Linked DNA regions of Homo sapiens: region 1 is linked to region 2. Evidence: chromatin loops called from intact Hi-C (ENCODE). Cell type or tissue: GM12878. All regions are shown on one strand.

Region 1 (5,000 bases), 330 kb after region 2:
CTGCTGGTTTTCCCCTGTGGGTGCTGTACAAGAAGCATGATGTCAGCATCTGCTTTTAGTGAGGGCTTCAAGAAGCTTCCACTCACGGAGGAAGAGTAGGGGGAACAGGCATCTAACAGTGAGAGAGGAGAAAAGAGAGAGAGGAGAAGGTGCCATGCTCTTTTAGACAATCAGTTCTCACAGAGACTAATACAGTAGGAACTCATTCATTATCACAAGGATGGAACTGAGCCATTCATGAGGTATCTGTCGTTATGATCCAAACACCTCCCACCAGGTCCCACCTCCAACACTGGGGATCAAATTTCAACATGAGACTTGGAGGAAACAAATATCCAAACTATATCAAACATATTAAGCAAGTGATGGCTGAGCTGTACTGAGTGACCATTTATTTATTTTACTAGAAAGACTGATATTTAATTTCTATCCCATTTTGGGGGCAGGTGGCTTTTACATTCAGATACTGTTTATTTTTTAAAACTTGCTGTTACCAACATGACAGAGTAGGAAAAATCATAATAAAGAAGAGCAAAATGGAAACCCAGCCTCTCAGACCAAAAGCTAGGTGCCAGGAAGGGCCAGGGGAAGGATGACTGCTCAAAGGACCACGGTCCCACAAGGAACATTTAATTTGGGTCATATAATTGCCTCAATGTTGTCAATGTACATCAAAAAACTCCTGTTGCAAACACACAGATGATTTTTCAGTAAAAATATGCTTTAGAATACATATTTTTTCCAAAACAATGCATTAGATAGAATTATAATCTTTCCCCTATCAGCAGCCCGGAAAAATAAAAGTTCTATGAGTTTATTGCAGTGGTAGAGGTGAGACTCATTAAATGACTGTAGGCTTCCCCAACCATAAGCCTAATTAAAGAAGTTTCTAAGTACCACACTGAGCAGTGACATCATTGTTTCCCTAGTTACCCAATGTGGAGGCAGAAATGAATAAGCTAGATATAAATGCAATAACTGATGGGGTGGGAGTGTTATTACTTTTTATGGCCATGAGATCTGTAATCCCTGTAACTCAAAATGTGGTCACTCAAAACATGTAACCAAAAAATGTTATGGGGCCTGTTGACTCATTGCTTATGGTACTGGCAAAATACGTTGTATATTCATTTACTTTTGTGGGAGCTGAAAGTAGCTGTTTCGTTGGCTATATCTAAAGTCCTGAATTAGAGTTTTGTGTATAGGTCAACACAAAAATATACACATATTTTGTATTTTACAAAGAACTAGTAGATAACAAGTATCTGGTAAATATCACAAGATTATAAAATATGTATATGCTTATTTATATAATACACATGGTTCATTCCATTCATTCAGTTAAATGACACCTACTCATGATACTCTCAAAAGCTGAAACCATCCTGTTCCTACCCTGATATGAAACTTAAGTCCACTTTTCTTTTGTGCTTATTGTAATATGTAACCATCAAGTAGTCCTTTTTTCTTTAAGGTGATTGTCTTTCACAATCATCTTAAGTACTTTTTGGAACAACTCTAATAGGTAAGCTAAAATGATTATTCTCATTTTAGAGGTGGCAAAACTAAAGAACATAAAGTTTAAATGTTCCATGCAAACTCATCTTTCATTGTTGTTGTAAATACTTTTGTTTCAGGGTGCATCTGAGATCAATGGCCAAAGAAAATGGGCTCTGAACAGTGCTTCACTGTCACATCCAGGATCTGGAAAGTTGTATTTGAGTGCTGGGTTTGATATACGTTAACTAGAAGATAAAACATGCCGACTATGGCTAGCAGACACAGTGCCCCATCATGCCTGAACAAAAAGATATTTTATACCAGAAGTGCGGAACAGGATTTTTTGCAGTTTTGCTAGAATCCTTGTCACAGTGCTTAATAATGTTACATCATTTAGATAATAATTTTTCTAGTTTTCAGTTTACCTAATAGTACGTGTTCAATTATTTTATGGAGCTTTTTCAATCAGAACAACATCGTACCTGTCTTTTCAGTGTATTATTCCCAAATAAAAGTTTAACCTCTTTTCGGAATCTTAGGACTGTGCACTATAGCCATTAGTTTTATAAAAATCTGTGCTGGGGGAGGGGCCAAGATAGCCAAACAGAAACAGCTGCTGTCAGAGGCTCCCACTGAGAACGAAAATGGCAAGTGAATCCTGTACCAGCAACTGAGGTATCCAGGTTCTTTCACTGGGACTAACTAGGCAGTTGGCGTGACCCACGGAGAGCAAGGAAAAGCAGGGTGGAGTGATGGCCCACTCAGGAGCTGCACAGGGGAAGGGGAGCTCCCAACCCCAGCCAAGAGATGCGGTGAGTGATTGTGCTACACGGCCTGGGAAAACCACACATTTTCCACAGATCTCTGCAACCCACAGATCACGATACCCCCTCTCATGAGCCCACACCACCAGGGCTTTGGTTCCCAGCACAGAGCTGTGCAGGTTCTCAGCGGACATTTCGGCTGGAGGCTGACTAAGACTACCAAGTTCCCAGGGGCTTGGGCGGCTGTCATCACTGCAGCTGCTTGCTGCCTAAGACCAACTGAGCTCCCAGGGGGAAGGGTGGCCATTATCACTGTGGCTTCCTGCTGCCTAAGATGACTGAGCTCCCAGTGGGAGGGGCAGCAGCCACCACTGCAGCTCCAGTCTGCTGGTTTTCCCCTGTGGATGCTGGGGAGATTGGGTGGTTTGGACCCAGGAGGAATTCCCCACAGCACAGCACAGTGGCTGTGGCAGATCATGGCCAGACTGACTCTTTAGGCCAGACCCTTACCCGTCCCTCCTCAACCAGTGGGGCCTCCTTGTGGGAATTTTAGCTACTCAGGCCAGGGGTTTATAGTCAGAACTCACATCTCCCTGGGACAGAGCCTCGTAGGGGAAGGGCAGCCATGGTCTCTGCGGATCAGCAGACTTAGTCTTTCCGCCTGGTGTCTCTGAGGAGTCAGGGCAGTCTGGATGAGTGGGATTTCCCCAGCACAGCACACCCTCTCCACTGAGGAGCAGCTAGAGTGCTTTGTTAAGCGGGTCTCTGATCCCATGTCTCCTGACTGGGTGAGACCCCCACAACAGGATATGCCAGACGCCCTATACAGGGGCATTCCCACTGGCATCAGGGTGGTGCCCCTCTGGGACAGAGCTCCCAGAGGAAGGAGCAGGCAGTCTTCTTTGCTGTTCTGTAGCCTCCACTGGTGACACCTCCAGGTGTGGGAGGGACCCAGGCAAACAGGGTCTGGAGTAGACTCCCAGCAAACTGAAGCAGCCCTACAGAAGAGCATTCTGACTGTTAAAAGAAAAACAAACAGAAAGCAACAAGAGCATCAACAAAAAAGTCCCCACAAGAACCCCACTCAAAGGTCAGGAGCCTCAAAGATCAAAGCTAGATAAACTCAGAAAGATGAGAAAGAATCAACAACAACAACAAAAAATGCTGAAAACTCAAAAGGCCAGAGTGCTTATTCTTCTCCAAGTGATTGCAATACCTCTCTAGCAAGGGCACAGAACTAGGAGGAGGCTGAAATGGATGAATTGACAGAAGTAGGCTTCAGAAGACGTGTAATAATGAACTTTGTTAAGCTAAAGGGGCATATCCTAACCCAATGCAGAGAAGCTGAGAACCATGATAAAACATTACAGAAGCTGTTAACCAGCATAACCAGTTTAGAGTGGAATATAAATGACCTGATGGAGCTGAAAAACCCGACACAAGAACTTCACAATGCAACTGCAAGTATCAGTAGCCAAATAGAACAGGCAGAGGAAAGAATTTCAGAGCTTGAAGACTATCTTACTGAAATAAGACAGCAGACAAGAAAACAATGAAAAGGAATGAACAAAACTTCCGAGAACTATGGGATTATGTAAAAAGACTGAAACTACGACTGATTGGGGTACCTGAAAGAGACAGGGAGAACGAAACCAAGTTGGAAAACATACTTCAGGATATCATTCAGGAGAACTTCCCCAACCTAGCAAGACAGGTTAACATTCAAATTTACAAAATCCAGAGAACCCCATTAAGATACTCCATGGGAAGATCAATCCCAAGACACATAATCATCAGATTTTCCAAGGTTAAAATGAAGAAAAAAAAGCTAAGGGCAGCCAGAGAGAAAGACCGGGCAACCTATAAAGGGAAGCCCATCAGACTAACAGTGGACCTCTCAGCAGAAACCCTACAAGCCAGAAGAGATTGGGGGTCAACATTCAACATTCTTAAAGAAAAGAATTTCCAACCCAGAATTTCATATCTGGCCAAACTAAGTTTCATAAGTGAAGGAGAAATAAAATCCTTTTCAGACAGCCAAATGCTGAGGGAATTTATCACCACCAGGCCTGCCCTGCAAGAGCTCCTGAAGGAAGCACTAAATATGGAAAGGAAAAAACATTACCAGCCACCACAAAAATACACTGAAGTGCAAAGACCAATAGCACTATAAAGGAACTACATTAACAAGTCTGCAAAATAACCAGCTAGAATCATGATGACACAATCAAATTCACAGATAACAATATTAACCTTAAATGTAAATGGGTTAAGTGCCCCAATGAGAAGACACAGAACGGCAAGCTGCATAAACAGTCAAGACCCATTAGTGTGCTGTATTCAAGAGACACATGTGCAAAGACACACATAGGCTCAAAATAAAGGGATAGAGGATAATTTACCAACCAAATGGAAAGCAGATAAAAGCAAGGATTGCAATCTTAGTTTCTGACAAAACAGATTTTAAACCGACAAAGATTGAAAAAGACAAAGAAGGGCATTACATAATGGTAAAGGGTTCAATTCAACAGGAAGAGCTATTTTAAATACATATGCACCCAATAAAGGAGACCCTAGATTCATAAAACAAATTATTAGAGACATACAAAGAGACTTACACTCCCACATGATAATAGTGGGAGACTTTAACACCCCATTATCAACATTAGACAAATTATTGAGATAGAAAATTAACAAAGATATTCAGGTCTTAAACTCAGCCCTGGATCAAGTGGA
Region 2 (5,000 bases):
GAAGATGACCTTCCTTAGCCTTCCTCTTCCAGAAGGACTAAGAAGCATGCGAGCTACATCTCTCTTTTCCTTCCTGTTCCCTGGGCTGCCTTGCAATACCTGGTGGGGCACATACCTGCCTTCCATGGCAGACCTTTGGCAGGATAGTAGTGGCAGATAGAAGAGAGAAAGTGGAAAAAAAATTCCCCTGTACCCTGCTAGTATTCCCCATTAAGAAACTGCCTTGGCAGCAACCAAGGACAAATATAAATGAGTTTGTGAGTGTTAGAAAAGCAAGCCTTTCTGCCTGGCACATACCATTACATAAGCCAGAACCACACAGAAACTTTATGCTATTTTACCCTTAAACTTTGCCAGTGGTAGTAGCAACAGCATCTGGTGGCACCATAACATTAACATCTTCCCTTTAAAACAAGATTAGAATTCCTAAGATTTGAGTAAGTATAGAGTTGAGCATATGTCTTCATAAGACAGCTTCCATTTCAGCTTCCAAAAATAAAAATAGGAACCCACTTATTTTAAAATCGTGCTCTAAAACATAAACCAAGTGGTATAATGTAATTTGGTGGGGGACTTTTGCTGATGTTTGTTATTGACTTATTTTCTGGTATTTTAAAAATAGAAAAAAGAATACTTAAGAAGATTCTCCAGCAGGTTAGTAAGATTCCATATTGCCAAGGAAAGCATGTCAAATTACAGGATGTCAGCCTTAAAACACACTGACACATAGGTATACACACAGACACATACACACATCCTTATCACTGCATAAAAAAGAGGTGTCCTTATACACATAAGCTACACTCAATACTTTCAGAACAGGGTAACTTTGGGGACACTGGTAATTTATAGGCAAGGATTTGTTTTAGAATCTACTTCTCTGATTACAGACATAGAATCTTTGATGAAAAGCTTCTTGAGATCAAACTGTTAATCAGCACACACAAGCTTTTAGGTCTACAACATGGCTTGTCCTTAGGTGATCTGTACTTTCCATTAGAAGCACAGGAGTGTTTTATTAATTTTTTTAAAGGAAAAAGAAAATGCTGATGTTTTAAGAAAGATGGATGTACCTTTTAGGTCCTTAAAATTTAAAGGTTATTTGTAAGATTAAAATATAATCTTGAACTCATTAAAATATTCACCTTGAACAAATCTGTGATAAAAATAATTATTATGTGAAATAACTTTTAAAAGAAGGTAGAAATAAAAAGGTGGGTGGTAGAGAACAACATATTCTAACTGTTATTGCTGAAAAGGAGAGACCGATGAGGAGATGGAAGCAGTCAGAAGAGAGGCAGGCAGAGCCTGAAGGACCCCGAATAGCGACTCCTTCACTGCTAAATGCACGTCCCACCTTCTCTCAGCCTCCAGTGAATACAGATGTGCCTTGGCAATACAGGGAGTTGCTTTCCTGCACTACTGATGGAATGCGGAATTACAGCAGGTGTGAAGGTCTCCCTCAATTATATTCAAGCCAGTATATTTACTATTTACTACTGCTTCAAAAATCAATTTTTTCAAAACAATTAATCATTTATGAAGGTTTCAACTGTTGCTGTTTTATGATTAAACTTGGCTTGAATTGTGCTTCACGAAAAAGTAGGAAAAAGCCACGGTGTGCTTGAGTCTGATAGCAGCAAGGATAACCCTTCCCTTACTTTAAACAGAAGCAAAACAAGCCAACAAGCAAATCACCTCCACAACAATACAGGAAGCATAAATACATAGTTTCTTTAGCTTTTCTGCTGCCTATAAGAAACATGAAGGAGTAAGTCAGTTAACAGCCATGCTTCCCAGTGGGAATGTGGCCTGCCTCTGCCCAGCTGGGCTGTGAATACATACCGCATTGCTCTCAGTGCAATTTTGTATGCCAATTCAGCATCGTGAGGTAGGAGAGAGGTGAAGAGATACTTGGCAAATGTGTGCATTGGAACGCTCTCCCGATGGATTATTTCACCTAAACCACTATATGGTCCGGCTGTGGGAAGAGAGCATACACATTTTACGTTCCTAAAAAATGAACTAACACTTCTTGTAAAGCATATTGTTAAAATGTCACATAAAGTTATAACATATACAAATAAGAATTTCAAGTAAATGATATAGAAAGGAATATAATCCTTAATCAAAAAAGATTCTTCAGGGTATAGCATCCGTTACAGATTTCACCTCATAAACAAACCCCTAACTGTCCCACAGCTAGATGAAAAACCCAGAACTCAGGGGCAGACAGCATTCACAATACAAGTGCCTCAGAGAAAGGAACCCTCTATAGCGTAAAACCTTGCTGCATTTGAGCAACATCCTCTCTCAATGTGTGGCATCAGAGCATCTTGATTTGTAAATGCACAGATGACACCACAGCTTAACTATGGAAACTACCCCTGGACCTAAGAAGGGTTAGGGACACAAATATGCCAGGTTTCCAGAAAATGGTGCTCTGTATCAGGGGTGAGAGGTGTGGGAGGATTCTGAACCACAGCTCTCTAACTATACACATTGTTGCCTCTAATGAGTGGCAACAGATATTAATTCCTAGAAAGTGATTATTAATAAAAAGAATAGTTACCCATTTCATACGCATCATAGGCAAAAGAAAAAAATTAAAGTAACTGGAAGTTTACTATTCTTTGGGCTCCTGAAAGCCAATTTTAAAAGCAAAATTACACTTAAGCTGTCAAAATTCATTTCTTAGTAAATTCTGACAGGCGTGGTGGCAGAGCTGACTTCCCCTGTGTGCTCCCTGAATGCTGCTTTGAGAACGGCAACATAGACTTTTAAAATAAATTCTGAAAGGAAACCACAGTGGTTAGTTCAACCACTTTGCACTAAGGTACTCTGAGGTTTAGTTACTGTAAAGTTTTTAATAAATTAGTTTCCATGTTACCTTCGGGTAACATCTGTTTCATGATTTCTAGAATTATGAACCATGACACCACTGCTCAGAGGACATGCTATATTTGTTTTCCATGAGAAAAACCAGTGTGGTGAAGAGTTTAGAATGCAAGAAATGCAGTTCAGAAGAAATGGTAAGAGCAGTTACTGAACTGGTGGTTGGTTATGAGCACAATATATTCTAGGTCATTTTAATGGAGGTTATTTTAATTCAGTTGAGTTTTTTGATAGTATTTTTGAATTATTCATTATTTAAGTACTTTAAAATCATACAAATTTTTTCACCTAAACTAACATCTAAATCTCTAATTTTACCAAATCCATTAATCTTTAATTTTAAATGTTTTAGTGATTTGATATTCTTCAAAAGTTCATATAGCATTATGACTGCACCTTTTGTTCATATACCAAGGCTACATTATTTAAGTTATTAACTGTTACAGGCTAAATATGTATTTCTTCCCAAAATTCACATTTGGAAGCCCCCAGCCCCAATGTAATTGTATCCAAAGTTGGGGCCTGCATTAAAGTAAAATGAGGTCATAAGGGTGGGGCCCTGATCCAACAGGATTAGTGTCCTTGTAAGAAGAGACACTAGAGAGCTTGATCTCTCTGTCATGTGAAGACACAGAGAAAAGGTAGCTGTCTTCAAGACAGGAAGAGTGCCCTCATCAGAAGCCAATGATGAGGCTGGCACCATGATTCTAAACTTCCCAGCCTCCAGAACTGTGAGAAATACATTTCTGTTGTTTAAGCCACACAATCTGTGGTATTTTGTTATGGCAGCCCAATCTAACACACTAACTATTTTACTTAAGGACTAATTATAGCAAATCTATAGATTAGCCACAGTCTTCATTTCTCCTTCATTTTCTTTCACTGTTTCCCCTTAAACCACCAAATTACCTTTTTTGTACTATTCAGGAGATCCAGGATACATAATCAATTATTTGCTATGATACCACTCAACAAGTAAAACATTCAGTCAGGTATCCAATAATTATTTGTGGATTAATAATTAGTGTAATTCCTGGACTCTAGTGTACTACTGAATAATGACAACTTGATATTTGGCACCAAGTTTCCCCAGAGGTGCTTGTTCAATATGCTAATTTATCTATCCAATATTGTGGCCAGGAGGGATTAATACTAGCAACAATACTGGGTTACTCCTTCCTCTTTCCAGATATCTGGGCCTGCTAACTAATTTGCCTCTGACATTTGCAAAGAGTATAACTGCACGAAGAACTTGGTGCCCTGGTGTAGTCAATTCAGTCATGGAGTTCTCAATCTTCTAGCATTTACAGTAATGGCCCTGTGGCCTCCCCGCCTTGGACTGCCTCCTGTCCTGCACCTATTCACTCTTTGTGGGCCTTGCAGGGCCAGGAAAGGAGAAGAGGCAGAGATGAGTCAACAATGCTCCTTCTCAGGCACAGTACTCATAAAAATGTTTGACGGGAGGGATGGACGAATCAAGACTAGGGCAAAGTTCAAAAATATTCATGAAAAATGGACATGGAGACATATTTAGGAAGGTAAATACAGATACCACACACTATCAACTTTGAAAATCACAGATCTTCTTTCTAAACTTCAGTATAAGAGAAATCAAAAGTCAGTATAGTCAGTGACAGAAAGCATTTAAAAAATGCTTGTGACTAATGACATTGCTTATAGCATAAGGAATTATATGGGAGAAAACTGAAAGAAAACAGTAACTGAAGAATCAGGATCACTCTTGAAATTTGTCAAGTGTCAAGATGGGCTTTTTATCTTTACAGGGAAAAAAACAGGTTCAGGAGAGTGCTTCAAAAAATTACCACTGGGAATTTTTACCAAAATTAAGCATGCTATTAAGAAGGTTTACCTGAAGAGCATTTTCCCTTTAAAATGCATTTCTAAAACATATAAAAGTAAAGTATGTTTGAAGAAAATGTTTTCTTTTAAGTAGATCTTTTGCTTTGGACAAATAAAAGGGGTGCTGAAAATCTAAATCCCTTCCCTATATGTAGTAGTTCTGAACATAAGATGAATATAACATACTTTATGAGGCTATCAATCACAGAGAATCCCATAATAACACACTAATAACACACATATAC

What was found. Peaks named below come from ENCODE experiments on the same cell type or tissue, not always from the same donor. Only the 100,000 strongest peaks of a DNase experiment are listed, where the experiment ranks them.
Region 1: it touches region 2 in a loop (4-fold over the local background); 1 of 110 quality-filtered maps calls a loop at or near these places.

What each region holds. Positions count from the first base shown.
Region 1 is chr5:61,198,342-61,203,341 of GRCh38, reverse strand. All of the region lies in intron 3 of SMIM15-AS1 (SMIM15 antisense RNA 1), which reads right to left. Among named protein-coding and RNA genes, the nearest start is that of SMIM15, 38 kb to the right of the region's middle. In GM12878, no CTCF peak of the experiment used is centred here; DNase peaks (open chromatin) are centred at 951 and 2,561; H3K27ac peaks cover 649 bases.
Region 2 is chr5:61,532,465-61,537,464 of GRCh38, reverse strand. ZSWIM6 (zinc finger SWIM-type containing 6) reads right to left here. Exons shown (of 14, transcript NM_020928.2): 10 at 1,846-1,981. Among named protein-coding and RNA genes, the nearest start is that of LINC03122, 100 kb to the left of the region's middle. In GM12878, no CTCF peak of the experiment used is centred here; DNase peaks (open chromatin) are centred at 2,424 and 2,834.